Regions from separate parts of the Homo sapiens genome. Here region 2 is linked to region 1. Evidence: chromatin loops called from intact Hi-C (ENCODE). Cell type or tissue: gastrocnemius medialis. All regions are shown on one strand. Links, peaks and the distances in the headings refer to the core of each region. The heading gives the core; the rest is flanking DNA.

What was found. Hi-C counts contacts between places; a loop is a spot of excess contacts. Peaks named below come from ENCODE experiments on the same cell type or tissue, not always from the same donor. Only the 100,000 strongest peaks of a DNase experiment are listed, where the experiment ranks them.
Region 2: a loop joins it to region 1, with 3.0 times the contacts of the local background. A loop is called at or near these places in 7 of 110 quality-filtered maps.

What each region holds. Positions count from the first base shown.
Region 1 is chr10:24,379,062-24,387,380 of GRCh38, forward strand. It overlaps KIAA1217, which reads left to right. Exons shown (of 21, transcript NM_019590.5): 3 at 1,808-2,006. Among named protein-coding and RNA genes, the nearest start is that of MIR603, 110 kb to the left of the region's middle. RefSeq lists a silencer at 1,882-2,078 and enhancers at 3,987-5,186, 4,284-4,363, 4,514-4,673. In gastrocnemius medialis, for the core only: a CTCF peak has its summit at 4,752; DNase peaks (open chromatin) are centred at 2,730, 3,706, 4,840 and 6,020; H3K4me3 peaks cover 538 bases; H3K27ac peaks cover 5,000 bases.
Region 2 is chr10:24,210,805-24,219,123 of GRCh38, forward strand. The region is part of intron 1 of KIAA1217; the gene reads left to right. Among named protein-coding and RNA genes, the nearest start is that of KIAA1217, 5.8 kb to the left of the region's middle. RefSeq lists an enhancer at 3,605-4,193. In gastrocnemius medialis, for the core only: no CTCF peak of the experiment used is centred there; DNase peaks (open chromatin) are centred at 4,137, 4,987 and 6,136; H3K4me3 peaks cover 1,930 bases; H3K27ac peaks cover 5,000 bases.

The sequences.
Region 1 (8,319 bases), core at 2,021-7,020:
TGTAGCCATGTTGCTTAAAGTAATATTATTTCTTGGCTATCTTGCTAAACTGAATCTACCTTCTTTAAAAAAAAATGTCAGGAATGAGGACATCATACCTTGATATTCTGCTGAGCACAGTAAGGAGGAAGCTACTTCACTGAGGACCACGTGAATTTGTCTAAATCTTGGTGAACTGGGCAGTGATTTAGGGATAATTTTCCTGGTCAAATACTTGTAATGTGTGTCAAAGCCAGATCCCCATAACAGAAGCAGACTTTGTAAAAAATAAATCTAGGAATGCACCACTTTGGGGACTTGTACAGAAAAATTAACCAAAGGAGACAATTTCACTGTTAATGCATGTCCTTTCTGGTCATGATATTGGCATATCTTTGCTGAGTTTCCTGTAGAACACCCAGTCATCTCCTTGAAGCCACATCCCTTAAGAAACACAGGGCGGAAGGTACTGACCTTATCCCTGCTTTCCTCTATGGGAAGGTCCTGAGAGGCATGTAGGAAGGTGTGATTGTCTGGATAATGCAATTGGTTCTGTTGAGAGGGGTCGTCTTGTACTTTTAGCAAGAAGCTGCTCATCCCATTCTCAAAGGGTACTGCTAGAGTATCAGGCACACCTTGGGCATCCCTGAAACAAATCTGTAGCCCAAAACTCAAGGCAGGACTGGCTAAAGAATTGTCAGGGTACCTTGTTCAAAAATCATTAATAAGGCCGGGCATGGTAGCTCGCACCTTGGAATCCCAGCACTTTGGGAGGCTGAGGCAGGTGCATCACCTGAAGTCAGGAGTTTGAGACCACCCTAGCCAACGTGGCAAAACCCCATCTCTACTAAAAATACAAAAATTAGCTGGGCATGATGGTACATGCCTGTAATCCCAGCTACTTGGGAGGTTGAGGCAGGAGAATTGCTTGAACCCAGGAGGCAGAGGTTGAAGTGAGCCAAGATGGCACCACTGCACTCCAGTCTGAGCAACAAGAATGAAACGCCATCTCAGAAAAAATAAAATAAAATAAAAATCTCCCTTGCAATGTGAGTTTACTGATTGTGGAAACAGTCTTGGTATGAGACTCTGAAGGACCAGTTGTGTTCAATTTACTCTGGTATTAGTAGCTCATCCATCTAGGGTGCGTAGAAGAGTATACAGTCCCATCTGTTGTGAAAGCACTGTTAGAATTTGTCGGGCAAAAGGAATTGTTTTGCTGTCACTTTCTTATAATGTGGCTTGTCCTCAACTCCCTGTTCAAAATGCACCACATAAGTCAAACAATAAAAATCTTAATGGAGACCAGGTGCAGCGGGTCACGCCTATAATCCTAGCACTTTGGGAGGCCGAGGCAGGCGGATCACCTGAGGTCAGGAGTTCAAGAGTACTCAAAGTACTCAAAGCCTGGCCATCATGGTGAAACCCCATCTCTGCTAAAAAACACAAAAACTAGCCAGGCATGTTGGGGCACACCTGTAGTCCCAGTTATTCAGGAGGCTGAGGCACAAGAATTGCTTGAAAACCGGAGGTGGAGGTTGTAGTGAGCCGATCTCACACCACTGCACTCTGGCAATAAATAAATAAATAAATAAATAAATAAATAAATAAATACAATGGAACACTTAAGGGCAATGTTATTTTCCGGTAATTTTCACAACTGATACTTTGACCCACTGGGTCTTTAGTTTTCCCTATCTAACCCTTGTGATGGACTGTTACCCCTTGCCATATTATTTTTCCAGATTAATAGAAATGGCATTGGACATATTTTCCACACGATTAATAATAGTCTATTTTCCCACTTTCTTTAAAATGCCTTTTGCAGACAAGGAGCCCCAAACTGTCTCACAGTCCTCAACCACCCAGTCTGGGTGACCCGGTCGAGCATTTATCAGAGACGTCCGCTGATTCTTTGGAAGCCATGTCTGAGGGGGATGCTCCAACCCCTTTTTCCAGAGGCAGCCGGACTCGTGCGAGCCTTCCTGTGGTGAGGTCAACCAACCAGACGAAAGAAAGATCTCTGGGTAAGCTTTAGAAGGCAGTTTCTGATGCCCCTTTCTTACTGAATGCGTTTGTTGTTATACTACTGAACCTATACTCTTTCATTCAACATTAATTTGATCTTGATTTGCAAATACTCTAGTACTGGGAAACTTCATTGGTTTAATATCAAGCATTGAGGATTTGCCTGCTGGGTAATCAGGTCAAGTGCAAGCTGATTTTGAGGCTGGGCACTTTCAGAAGTGGTTGGGATTAGCAATTCAAGCCAAGAGGCTAGTAGTATTTTACCTATGTTCCTGCTACTATACAGCAGGAGTCCCCAGTCCCCAGGCCATGGACCAGTACCAGTCTGTGGCCTGTTAGGAAACAGACCACACAGCAAGAGGTGAGCAGAGGATGAGCAAGCATTACCGCCTGAGCTCCGCCTCCTGTCAGATCAGCTGTGGCATCCGCTTCTCATAGGAGCTGAACCCTATTATGAACTGCATGAGTGAGGGATCTAGGTTGCATGCTCCTTATGAGAATCTAACTAATGCCTGATGATCCGAGATGGAGCAGTTTCATTCCGAAACCATCTGCCATCCATGGAAAAACTGTCTTTCATGAAACCAGTCCCTGGTGCCAAAAAAAATTAGGGACCAGTGCTCTATAGGAAATTGTGAGGAACTGACCGTAGAATGATCCTCTTCTCACCTTGCAACCCTCCTCTCCAGTCCCAGAGGCCAGGACAGTTGGCATTTGTACCCAGTGGTGTGGGTTTCCACCAGCCCTGCTGCACCTGTCTGGTAGTCCAGTGGAGGAGATGACAAAAAGGGACAATGTGGCTAACATCTGCATGACTGTTCATAAGAACCATAAACACGAGGCTGTTCCCACTACCACGTGAAAGGATAGAGGGGCTTGGTGTGTGTAGGGCACAGCTTTTCTGAAAGGCAGAAGGATTCTTTTTATGATTTTACCACGTATCATTTCCTTTTTTTTTTTTTTGTATTGGAAGTTTACTTTCTATCTTGCTTTGCTTTTTTAATTGCTTTTTTTGGCGCTTTAACAAAATGGACAAGTCGTGAGGATTTAGACCTCTCTGTCAAGGGGGCAGATGTTTCTTATGCTTCATTGCCATGTTAAGGTTCTGATTTGGGTACTTGTGTTTGCAAACAGATGGGCTTGGGGATAAGAGGGGACAGGAAAAGAGTCAACATGCAAAAGCCTTCAGAGTCTAGCACGTGCAAAAGACAGCTGAACTCTGCCATGTAAAACTGAGCAAATGCCTTGCTGGGAGAAGAAAGAAAAAGATTGATGTGAGAGAAGGTACCCTGATTTTAGTTCCTTTGCTGCAGATAATGACCCAAGCAGACTGAATTCAGACATTGTCCTAGCTGTCCTAAAAAAAAACCCTACAACTTTGTTATTATTTGTATTATCAATATTAATATTTAACATTAAATTTTGTGTCAAATTAAATTTTGATCAAATTAAGATCAAATTAAAATTTGATCTTAGGTTAGTAATCTAGGATCCTCATTGTATAAATGAGAGAAGACCACAGAAAATGTGCTTTTTGTTTATGTGTGTGTTTGCTTGTTTGAGCTCACACACTTAATTAAGTGGCAGCAGTGGGAAGTCCAGGGCTCCAGTTCCCATTAACATGATCTTACAAATGAAGGGACAAGGACACACAGGGGAGGGACACACCCAAGGAGCATCATGGGCCAAGACAGTGTCAAGATGACACAGGCTTCCACACCGTCACCAGGCTGGGGCTTTCTGTGTGGATTCAAGAAATTTGTGGTTTTTCTTTTCTTTTTTTTTTTTTTTTTTCTTGAGACAGAGTTTTGCTCTGTCACCCAGGCTGGAGTGCAATGGCATGATCATGATTCACTACAGCCTCGACTTCCCACGTTCAAGGGATCCTCCCATCTCAGCCTTCAGAGTAGATGGGACTACAGGCACGCACCCAGGCGCCTGGCTAATTTTTTATTTTTTGTAGAGATGGGGTCTCACTATGTTGCCCAGGCTGGTCTGGAATTCCTGGACTCAAGTAATCCTCCCACCTTAACCTCACAAAATGCTGGGATTATAGGCATGAGCCAGCATGTCTGGCCTGAAACTTGTGCTTTCTTAACTCCACTCACACTTAGGAGCCAGGCAAGGAATGGGATTTCTCCTTTGTGCTTGGAGGAAATGAGCTCAGGTCTCTGTAAAGATAACCTCAGCTCTGCAAACCAAAACGAAGATAAGAATAAATGCCTGTCCGCCTTCCCCCATACCTGGGGGAACTTTGACTCTGTCGGATAATGGATCTTTTGTCTTAAAGGAAGGAATTTCCTCTGCAGCCAAGAACGGTTGGCAGTGCAGGTTGAGACTTGCTGGGTTCAGGAACCAAGCCTTGGGGCAGAGAGGCTGCAGGAGCTGGGGCCGGCTTGCCCAAGGAATGGCTGAGGGTGGCGGGTGTTTTCGCACGGGGTGGCCACGCTTCTGCAAATTGCTCCATTTTACTCAGCATCCTTTGCTGTAGAGTGCCGGTGTGCTGTCACAGCAGGCTGAAAAATGCATCTGACCTGTTTATTCTGCCCTCCCTGTGAGGGGCTTTTTGGCCTGCCATTTTTCACTACTCCTGGATAGAAACAAAGGAACACAGTAAGAGGAGAGGAGAGAAATGAGAAGTTTCTTGCCAAAGCCAAGGGAAGCTCTGGTTCCAGAAAATGAGGCTGGCACTGGGCCAGCTGGGTTGATGTTGCCCTTGACCGCCTCTTTGTGGCCGATTGGGGAATGTCCCCCCAGCCGCACCTGGCCCTTATGGCGTAATCCAGTTGAGCCTGGACGGGAAATAAAAAGGAAAATGTGACTCACAGCAAGTGCAAATGCAGTCTCCCTCCCAGGGGCCTTGCTCAGCTTAGTCTTTGGGAAACTCCCCGCCTGCCTGGCCTTATTTAACACACAGACGCACGGGTTCCTGGGATAAACAGTGCTCCCCAGAGAGCCCCGGCCATGAGCAGGGTGTCTACCAGCACCTGGGTGGCCCAGAAGCACAGCTGCAACTCCATGGGGCCTCAGATATGCCGACTGGATACTTTGAGCTGTAACCCCCCTGGAAACCCGCTGTTGATGCCATCTGGAAGCCCTGGGTGTCTTTTGGCATCTGTATGTTGTCACTTTATCTCAATCCATAGAGTTTTAAGTTCTCTCATGAAGCCCTGTTGATCTTGCCTTTATTTAAAATTTTGATGGTTTATCATGAATTTTTTTTATCATTTTATTTTTTAGGAGCAATTTTTTAGGTTTGTAACAAGATCGAGCAGAAAGTACAGACAGTTCCCATACACCCTTGGCCTCCACGCATGAACAGCCTCCCCCATGATCAGCATACCCTACTAGAGTGGTACGTTTGTTACGATCAATGAAATGAGACCGACACATTGATATCACCCAGAGTCCATAGTTTACACTGGGGTTCACTCTTGCTGTTGTACATTCCATGGATTTGGACAAAGAGGCTGTCAAGGGCAACATCAACCCAGCTGGCTCAGTGTCGCCCAGGCTGGAGTGCAGTGGAACGATCTCGGCTCACCGCAATCTCTGTCTCCCGGGTTCACGCCATTCTCCTGCCTCAGCCTCCTGAGTAGCTGGGACGCAGGTGCCTGCCACCATGCCTGGCTAATTTTTTAGTATTTTTAGTAGAGACCAGGTTTCACCATGTTAGCCAGGATGGTCTCGATCTCCTGACCTCGTGATCCGCCTGCCTTGGCCTCCTAAAGTGCTGGGATTACTGGCGTGAGCCACCACACCCACCTGCTTTTTAAAAGTATTGCACAAAGACATTATTTATCATGATCACTGAGCTTTTGGGAGACCCTTAAATTTTGCACTGGAGGTATGCGTCTTGTTGACCTCACCCCAGTGCTGGCCCCTCATGTAACCCCAGGAGCATCAGACACTGTTACTGCCAGCCCCCAGCCACGGGGCCTGGAGTAAGGAGAGTGAGGAAAGCCCAGTTCCCGGCCTGTACACTGGCACGTGGTGCCACAGTTTGTCACTGGAGTCCTTCCCCAGCTCAGGCAGCACAGAAAGGGGAGGGCTAGGCAACTTGAGGGTGGAGCCAGGACAAGATGGAATCCTCACACCACTCCGGCTCCTGAGAGGAGAGGAAGCCTTCCCTCACTTCAGTCTGCCTGTGCCTGGAGATAAACCTGCCTGCCTCTTAGTTTCTCCACTTGAATAAGTCCTCATTTCTATTGCTTCAGTGTATTTGGGGGCTGGGAGAAATGCAGGAAGGCTGAGCATGGTGCATTTCGCAAATGGTGTTAAAAGACATGCAAGAGAAAGTGTGGGGAACAGTAGCTGTGTTTTGGACCCGTCTTAGACATCACTGGTGTCTGTGTAATGGTCTCCCTCGGGTGCTGTCCTGGGATGCAAGGTGTCTACTTCTCATTTGGGAGAAGCATTTTGACATTCAGACAGAGCCAAGTGACAGCAACACACAAGTCCTTTCTGAGGCTTAGAGCCTAGAAATTTACAAAGAAGAAAGGTAAAGAAAGAAATTGATGGGTTCAGCAGCACTGACTTATCCCAACGCCAGGTTCCAACAACCTATCGTGTCTAAATCTGTACTTCCACAGAGTGATGGGTTCCCTGCCCTTTCCTCTCATCCAGAGCCCAGCTGAAATTCTTTTCAGTGGAATTTATGCCACTTCTCCTTTACTCTCTCTTCAGTGAAAATAGAGAAGACCAGGAGAAAGGAAGACTAAAAAGTAAAGTGAAAACCGCCTTCCAATAGAATTTGGTTGCAGAAATAATTTCCATGAAAAATGGTCGGGCTGATATTAGGTCTGGAGTCTTAATGATGGAGTAGTTTCCTTTTAATCATGGTGCTGTCTTAGAAATGCCTGTCTGGAATGTGACCATGGGCGGGGGTTGGTGTCTGGCCACTGCGTAGTCGGCCTTCGGGGAAAGGGTAGCCACAAGATGTTCCCACTCTTCTGTGAGCCCTCAGGAATTTGAAAATAAGACTCATGTGAAAACAGGAACAACAGCAGCAACTTCTTGATGCAGACAGATTCCTTTGTTGACCATATTCTGAATGCATAGCTTTAGAAAAGAGACCTCACTGACCAGCCCGGCAGCCAGAGGAGTTCCCATTTCTGCAACAAACTGCCTCTGAAACACTCAGACTGAAAAAGCAAAAATGATCTTAAGTGGCATAGGAGGATTTTAGACTGGTTAGAGGGAGAAGTTCCTCAGGGGGACGAATTATTGAATATCTGTGTGGCTGTTCTTTTATTCCAACATGATTAACTTTGATGCTTATCATTCCCTATGGGAATTTAAGGAAAAGAAGGCTCATAATTGCCAGAATCTTCCATCCTGTGTACATGCAAGGCTGAGTAGGAAATCAGGGCAAAGGAATTGATGAATTGTCTGTCTCTAAAGATGAAAACAAAGAGGGGGCAACAACTGTAAGACTAATGTGAGACTGTCTGAATGTGAACAGTTATTTCTTGAATATTCAAAAATAAATCTATTTTATTTATTTATTTATTTATTTATTTAGAGACAGGGTCTTTCTCTGTTGCCCAGGCTGGAGTACAGTGGCACAAACATAGCTCACTGCAGCCTTGAAGTCCCTGACTCAAGCAATCCTCCCACCTCATCCTCCTGAGTAGCTGGGACTACAAGTGCACACCACCATGCCCAGCTAATTTTTCTGTTTTTATTTTTTTTTAGAAATGGGGTCTTGCTGTGTTTTCTGCTGGTCTCAAACACCTGGCCTCAAGTGATCCTCCCACATTGGCCTCTTAAAATGCTGGGATTACAGGCATGGGCCACTGCACCTGGCCCAAAAGATAAAAGAATTTTAAACAAATGAAAAGAAGTATTGCTCTGTAGAGTAAGTGAAACATTTATGAAATTTGTTTTTTCTAAGACCTTGTAGTTATTGAAAAGTAATACTGTAAAAACAAAAATTCGCAGAAGGGAGTTTCATAGCAGGTCAATAAGTTCATGGTCAGGCTCTTAGGCTGCTAGCATAGAAAATGTCAGAGCAGGCAGACACACAACAAAAAAAGAGAATTTTAGACCAATATCCCTGATGAACATTGATGCAAAAATTCTCAGTAAAATTCTGGCAAACTGAATCCAGCAGCACATCAAAAGGCTTATCCACCAAAATCAAGTTGGCTTCATCCCTGGGATGCAAGGCTGGTTCAACTTACGCAAATCAATAAACATAATCCATCATATAAACAGAACCAAAGACAAAAACCACATGATTATCTCAATAGATGCAGAAAAGGCCTTCGACAAGATTAAACAGCCTTCATGCTAAAAACTTTCAATAAA
Region 2 (8,319 bases), core at 1,748-6,747, 170 kb before region 1:
GGGGGTGGGGAGCTGGTAGAGACAGACAATGAACAAATAAATAAAATATATAGCATGTTAGATGGCACGGCTGCTGGATTTAGCAAATAAAAATACAGGAGGCCCAGCTAAATTTGAATTTCAGGTAAACGGTGAATTTTTTTTTTTTTAGTATAAGTATATCCCATGCCATATTTGGGATATACTTATGTTAAAAATACTTCTCCATTATTTATGTAAAGTGCACATTTAACTGAGCAGTCCTGTATCTTATCTGGCAACCCTATTTGATGGAAATAAGGTTACAGAGAAAAATAAAGCAGGAAAAGGAATAAGGAGTGAAACTGTAAATAGGATTATTAGAAAGAGCTTCGCTGAAGTGATATTTGAACAAAGACAGGAGAGGTAACAGCAGGGATGTAATGTTTTCAAAGAACAGCAAGAACATGGGAGAAGGATGGGAGGAAAAGAGATTGAGAGGTAATCCCAGGCCAGATCACCTAGGGCCCATGAAACCATTGTAAGGACTAGAGCTTTTATTTTGAAAGAGGTGGGAATCTCCTGGCAGGTGGGACTACTTTTTTTTTTTTTTTTTTTTTTTTTTTTTAGAGAGGGTCTCATTTGTCACCCAGACTGGAGTGCAGTGGTGTGATCATAGCTCACTGCAGCCTTGAACTCTTGGGCTCAAGCAATCCTCTGGCCTTAGCTTCCAAATAGCTGGGACTACTGGGACATGCCACCATGCATGGTTGTATTGTATTGTATTGTATTGTATTGTATTGTATTGTATTGTATTGTATTGTATTGTATTTTATTTTATTTTAGAGAAGGGGTCTTGCTATGTTGCCCAGGTGAGTTACAAAGGGATTTGTCTTTTTAAATGGGGTAATACTGGGTGCTGTATTGAGCACAATCCAAGTAGGGTTGAGGGAAGGGCAGGGAGGCCTTTAGGAAGCTTCTGCAGTCAAGGAGGCAAGAACCAGGGCTAGCTTGGACCAGGCGGTGATTAGCAGGCGGTGATAAGCCAGCAGATTCTAGGTGTATATTGAAGGTAATGCCCAAAGCATTTCCTGTAGCCTGGGCAGCATAGTGAGACCCCATCTCTAGAAAAAAAAATTTAGCTAGGCATAGTGCCCTGTAGTCCCAGCTACTTGGGAGGCTGAGGCAGGAGGATCACTTCAGCCAGGAGGTTGAGACTGCAGTTAGCCATGATTACACCACTGCACTCTAGCCTGGGTAACAGTGTAAGATTCTGAAAGAAAGAGAGAGAGAAAGACAGAGAGAAAGAGAAGGAAGGAAAAAGAAAAAAGAAAAAAAAAGAAGAGAGAGGAGGGGAGGAGAGGAGAGGAAAAAAGAAAAGACAAACAAGACAAGACAAAAGCAATTGCTAAAGGATTCAACTTGGGATGTAAGAGAAAAAGAGGAGTCAGAGACAACTTCCAAAATTTTGGTGTAAGCTGCTGGGAGAACGGAGTTGCCATTTGCCTAAGTTGGGGAGTATTTACGAAGAACAGATGAGAGGGTGTTTATGGTTTGAGGTTCTGAGGAGCAATCTTTTGATAGATTAGGATTGAGAAGTTTATCAGGTATCCAAGTGGAGATGTTGACTACAATTTGGATATTAATCACTAGAGCTGAAGGAAGACTGAGAACTGAGAGATCCCCTAAGATTGAATCTGTGTGCAGAAGAAAAAGTCCAAAGGATGCCCCCCGAGGCAGTCCAGCATCTAGAGGTCAGGGAGATTGGAAGGAAGGGCTGGAAAAAATAGCAAAAGTGGAATAAAAATCCAAATTAGATTTTTAAAATCCTGTTCAGTTCTGGGTGAATATGATGCTGTAGAGAAGCATGGCTTCATTTTTAGTTCTCCCGGTGAGCACGAGTGCCGCAAGGGAGAGCAACATCTCTGATGCTAACATCACCCATAACGTTCATTTCTATCATTGCATTCTCTCTTGTGTCTGCCTGTGTATCTGTTTTACCCAATGACAATGTGATATTCCACAGCAAGGACCATGTTTTATTTATTCACGTTTGCATTTCCAGCACCTAACAGAGCACTGGGCAACCTAACAGAGCACTCACTGGGCACTGTAGAAGGCACTCAATAATCATTTGTTGAATGAAAGGCTAATTTTACCACTTTGGGACTTTGAGTTTATTATCCTGCTATAGATAAGGATCCCTAGGGTGATCATGTAACTTACTGTCCAAATGAGATCCTTTTGAAAGTGAAAGGGAACACTCAAATAATTTTACTGGGACAACAGTTGTAACCCAGAGCTGTTTTGGCAAACTGGGGTATATGATCACCCTAAGAATAGCTCTAATCAATGAAGCTTCCATGGCTGAATAGCCCGGCTACCAGGTAAATAACAATGGGGAAGTGTAGCGCATAGTGTGCTTTGCGGAGTAGGCACTCAACAATTATTGGTGGAACATGAATCTAACTGTATCATATTCTCTTTGAAGCCCATGGGCTCTACATTGTGACCCTGGGGCATAGGCATTCCTTGGGATGACTCTGTCCACAGCAGTCCTGACGTGTGTGCTTTTGCTCTGGTTCCTAAGGTCTTGAAACCTCTATGCAAGTGAAGTGCTATTAGCCCACCTGCTTGCCTTCCCCACTGTCTGATTGGCAGCCTCCCATCGAGTGCAAGCCTGGGGAATCAGATATGCAGAAGCCTCCTCTAAAACAGCCCCCTCAGTCTCTGTACCCTTATCCCGTTTCATTCTTCAAAGCACTTACCGTTACATGACATTTAGAGTCTATATGATTTGTTTGTGGTTGGCCTATTTCAAATGTGGACTCCTCTATGAGGGCATTAAGTCTGACTTGATCTACTTCACACTGTATCTCCTAACTCCTTTCAGTGTGGGAGCAGGCAGTCAATAAATATTTGTATGAATGAATGAATGAATCAATCAGTGCTTGACACAGAATGCTTTTCTGGGAAGAGGAGCTCCTGTCTCTATTTTGTCTAAGATCTATACCAGAAATCCTCTTCATCACTGGTAAAATTTTAAGGTACTATAGAGGAATATAATGACCTGGTTTCAGCTGTAATTTCTGTGCTGATTTGTATATATATTATGATAGTAACAAGGGAGCTAACCCCATCACTTTGGGATGCTGAGGCAGGAGGATCACTTGAGGCCAGGAGTTCTAGACCACCCTGGGCAACATAGTGAGACCCCATCTCTACAAAAAAAAATGTTTTTAAAGTAGCCATGCATGGTGACTATGCACCTGTAGTCCCAGCCACTCCAGATTCTGAGGCAGGAGGATCACTTGAGCCCAGGAGTTTGAGGCTGCAGTGAGCCATGATTGCATGACTGCATTCCAACCTAGGTGACAGAGCAAGACCCTGTTTCTAAAAACAAACAAAGAAAAAAAACAAGGGAGCTTGAAAACTGAGGGATGCTGTAGGATTCTGCGGCCTGCTAACCGATTATGTGTATTAATCAGATAGGCTAATTGTTGTAACCACCCTCTAATCTTGGTGGCTTTGCATGATTAAGGTTAATTGTTCACTCAGACACAGCACAGTGTGATTTCTGTGGCCAGGTGGATTTCCTGGGTGGCCGATGAGGCTCCTCCTGCCTTGTCACTATGGCATCCCCCACGGCGTTGGAGGGTTCTGCTGGATCCTTTGTATTCAACTGGCCAAAGAGTAAAGAGAGAGAGAACGTGGAAGGTTATTTGGGAGGTCTAGGGGCCCCAACAAAAGGTGGCCCACATGGCTTCTGCCCACAATACATTGACTGGAATTAGTACAAGGACCCAGTGAGATGGAGATGGCTGGAAAATGTGGTCTTCCTCTGTGTGCAGCAGAAGAGCGTTCTGGTCGAACACATAGGGCTGTCTCTGCCACGGTACACCCAGAGAGGTTGTACAACCAGACCAAACAGCAACTCCCTATGATGCTCCCTATGACAAGAGAGCTTCTCAGCACAATTGAGAAGGAGACAGCTAACCAGAAGCCACTAGAAAGAAGTGAGGGATGCCTTCCCTAAGAGTCTGTGGCCTACCTAATCTTGACCCAGGAATAGGATCTCAGGGAAGCCATCAGCACTGTTGCTGGCTCTGGAGCAGGTGTGGAATGCCTGAGTGGTGCAAGGCCCCAAATCCCTTGCTGCAGGTCAGCTGACCCAGCCAGAGTAACCCGAGTTGTGGCAAAGAAGCTGGCCTTGGCAGCGCCTGCAGTTGCCTGCCTGCCGGACTTGCAGTGCGGCTTTCTCCTTGAGGAGGCCCCATCTTCCATGAGCCTCTGCGTGTTTGGTGTCTGCCCCAGCCCCTACTTTCTATGCTTTCTTTCCAGAATGCCAAATCCTAGCCTGGGAGCTCCTTGGATTCCTGAAGAGTGTCCCTTTAGCATTTCTGCCTGCCTTGTCCTCACTTCTCCAGGGAATGTTCCAGGGATTTTGCTCGGCTTTAAGCTCCTATGTTGCTCTTTGCCCTGCTTGAAGTGAGCTCCCAGGAGGAGTTGCCCTGGGCTCTGCAGAGGCTGGGAGGGGCAGGAAAGGGAAACAGGACTGCCTTTCAGCAAGCCCAAGCCTTGCCTTCATGCTACAGCTTCATTATTTTGTTTGACAAGGATTCCCAGAATAGCGAACAGCTAGACACACCCATATTTAAATGTTAACACCAAAGCGCATTCCAAACAAGAAATCGAATTGTATTTCTGTTTTGATGACTTGGATAATCCACACTTGAGCTTTTCTCTATTCATGTGGATAATGAGGAGTTGGCCAGGCTCAGATCTCTGACAACATGGCTGTGGAATTGTGACTAAATGTCCTCTGCCTGATCCCTCTCTAGTTTGTAATCATTCTTAGTTTTTCTCCACTGAAAAGACCACATTCTCCTTAAATGGCTGGAATGGCAGAGTTGTTGCTTCTCCCCCAGGTGTGGGGCTTGACGCTTCCAAGAGCTGAGCCTTGTCGAGGAAAAGGCTCAAGTGACAGATGTGCTGAAGTGCCTTTGTGTGGAAAGTGGCGTTAGGTGGCTCTGAGTGCTGGTGACAGGAGAGCAGGTGCCTCGAGGTAGGAGGGGAGGCAGACAGGATGATAGAGCATTGGGCATTGGGTGGAAGGCACAAGGCAGGAAATTGAGACAAAAGGAAGGAGTGAGCTCCAAAGGCAATCCGATGTTTGCCAAGTGGCTGCATTGAGCCTTCTAGCCTTGCTAGTGGTTGATGCTTTTTGTACCTTTCCTCTAAATCGCATCAATCCTTGTTAAGCAACTGGAGATATTTTGGAAAAATCCACAAGAAAGAGAAAAAACAGAAAAGCAACATGAGGTGAAAAGTGCTAGGAAAAAAACAGGGGTCTGATGAGTCTAGTCCAGTAAGTCAGGGCTGCTCAAAGATTAATGTGGACTGAAGATTGGCTCTGACCCCCAAAACTCTCCCCTTCCATCTCCCTTCCCAACTCATTTCAAAGAAGAAAGAGGGTTTATTGTCCCGGCTGTCTTGAACTCTCTTGATGCTCTTTGGATGAAACAGAATAGATCATATGAGCCTGTGCAGCATAGTAAGGCAGGATGCGACTTTCTGCCGTTATTGCCGTTGGACATGCATGGATGTTTATCTGTATGGCTGTATGTGTGTATGTAGACAGATGTGTGTATGCCTGCATAAGAAATCACCTTTCCAGAGGCTCAATCCTGTTAATTCATCTAGCTGTCCTGGATAACTTAAAATATATTTTCTTAATAATGTCAAAACTAATCTTCCAATTCCACTTAAAAGTCAATAGCATTGCTGGGTGTGATGGCTCATACTTGTAATCCCGGCACTTTGGGAGGCTGAGGTGGGCAGATCACTTGAGGTCAGGGGTTCGAGACCAGCCTGGCCAACATGGTGAAACCCCATCTCTATTAGAAATACAAAAATTAGCCGGGCATGGTTGCGCACGGCTGTAATCTCAGCTACTCGGGAGGCTGAGGTACAAGAATTGCTCGAACTCGGGAGGTAGAGGTTGCAGTGAGCTGAGATCGCACCACTGCACTCCAGCCTGAGTGATGGAGTGAGACTCTGTGTCCAAAAAAAAAAAAAAAAAGGTAAAAAATAAAATAAAATACATAAAAATAAAAATAAATAGCCAGATGTGGTGGCACACATCTGCGGTCCCAGCTAGTCAGGAGGCTGAGGCAAGAAGATTGCTTATGCCCAGGAGGTAAAGGCTGCAGTGAGCCATGATCATGCTACTGCATTCCAGCCTGGGTGACAGAGCAAGACCTTGTCTCAAAAAAAAAAAAAAAAAAAAAAAAAAAGGCAAGAGTGTTAGATCAAGTATACAACAATTTTGGCTGATATGAAACACATGCACAGCACTCAAAAGATAAAGCTAAACCTCTTCAGATTGCACAGGTATTTATCAACCTGAGAGACAGCATTTTTGGCATCTAGCTTTGTTCAGTAGATCCTGTTATTTCTCTGTTATTAAGGAAGAGATCATTTTAAAGGTAGCCATGATGTGAGTCTAAGTGTTGGAAGCGCAACCTAAATAAATGAAATGACAGTTTAGCCCCCAATATCTTTTAAACCAATAGTTCCATCTTCTTCTCCTTGTAAACTTACTGCTGAAACTAATGAAAAGTAGAAGAATTGACTAATTTGGCTGTGCTTTTCCTTCCCTTCCCCATCAGTGTCTGATGGAGATGCTATAATTAGCAATGTAATGAGAATTGAAGGGTAAACAAGAAGAATTATTCCCAGAACACACATCAAGGGTTAGAAGACTGGAACAGGAAAACCAGCCTGAGATGAAAATATTTTCTCTGCCCAACCAACGGGCATCTATACCTAGAGTTCTATATACAGATCTTTCTAGGCAAAGACAAGGGAAAGAGTGGTGGTCACATTGCTTTCAGGAAACTGGTTTATGCCTAGACTCTTAACACCTGTTGCTTTGCAAAACTAGTGTGAAGGATTGGTTCTCTGTTTATCTGGGATTCAACTGAGCAGAACTCCCAAATATTAAATCTGTATTTTTCTGCACTTAACTTGTAAAGATAAATAATTGGCAAATATGCTTCTATTGGAAACTTATTTTTAAAAAAATTAGAATAGTTTTAAAAGATTTAGAGGTAGAAGGCTCTTTGCATACCTAATGTTAGTTCAGTCGTCTTCATTTTATTCATGAAGAGAATGACACTGAGAGAGGTCACATCATTTGTTCTAAATGTCGGATTAAAGCCAAGATTCCTGAGATCCAGCCTAGTACTTTTTCCAGGGAATTCAGTGGACAAGGAAACATTATTCTGCCTATATCAGCAATACTTTATGATAAGAACTGTTCTTCGTGAAGAGCCTGACTTCATGAAGAGAGCCTGTCTAACTCCTGAAGTGCTTCTGAATGTTTTACTTTTTCTCCCTAATCTATTTGTTTTTTTTAAAAAAGTAACTCTTTTTTCTGAGCTAGCTGGAATATTCATACCTGACACCCCATCTCCCAACCATCGAGGATGAATGGAGATTCCCTTTACATGCTCCCCACTCTCAGCATTGACATCATATGACTTGGTTGATCTGTTCTTAGCAGAAACCAACTTGTCCCTTCAAAGCCAGCTCAGAAGGCAGGATGTCTTAGGTCCAGGCTATCAGGATGTACCATTGCTCTTCCTTTTCACTGTGTTTTAGGTAAAGTCCACCTCAAGTAAAATTTGTCTAAGCCTTTACTTTATAACTCCTCGATTGTTACTTTTTTTTTTTTTCTTTTGAGACGGAGTCTTGCTCTGTCTCCCAGGCTGGAGTGCAGTGGCGTGATCTCGGCTCACTGCAAGCTCCGCCTCCCAGGTTCACGCCATTCTCCTGCCTCAGCCTCCCGAGTAGCTGGGACTACAGGTGCCCACCACCATGCCCAGCTAATTTTTTTGTATTTTCAGTAGAAACGGGGTTTCACTGTGTTAGCCAGGATGGTCTCGATCTCCTGACCTCGTGATTCACCCGCCTCGGCCTCCCAAAGTGCTGGGATTACAGGCATGAGCCACGGCGCCTGGCCCTCGATTGTTACTTCTGATGGTATTCTTATGCTTGCTTGGTTTATGCCAATATGAGAAAATAAAATTTTCAAATGGTTCACATGTGTCAATGATTACTTACGTACAGGGTGATAGCTATTTTTGTTCTTGGTGATGAAGCAAATGTTTCAGAAACCCGACTGAGCTTATATAAGAATCCTGTTACCAGAATGCAACTGTTATTAAAAATACAGAAATAATCAGAATCACTGGAGTTAACTCTTTCTATAATTACAGACAAGGATAAGGAATAACCCTATTGCCTGCACACAAGTAGCCTAACCAAGTGTTCTTGAGGGTTTTCTTGTTTTTGTGT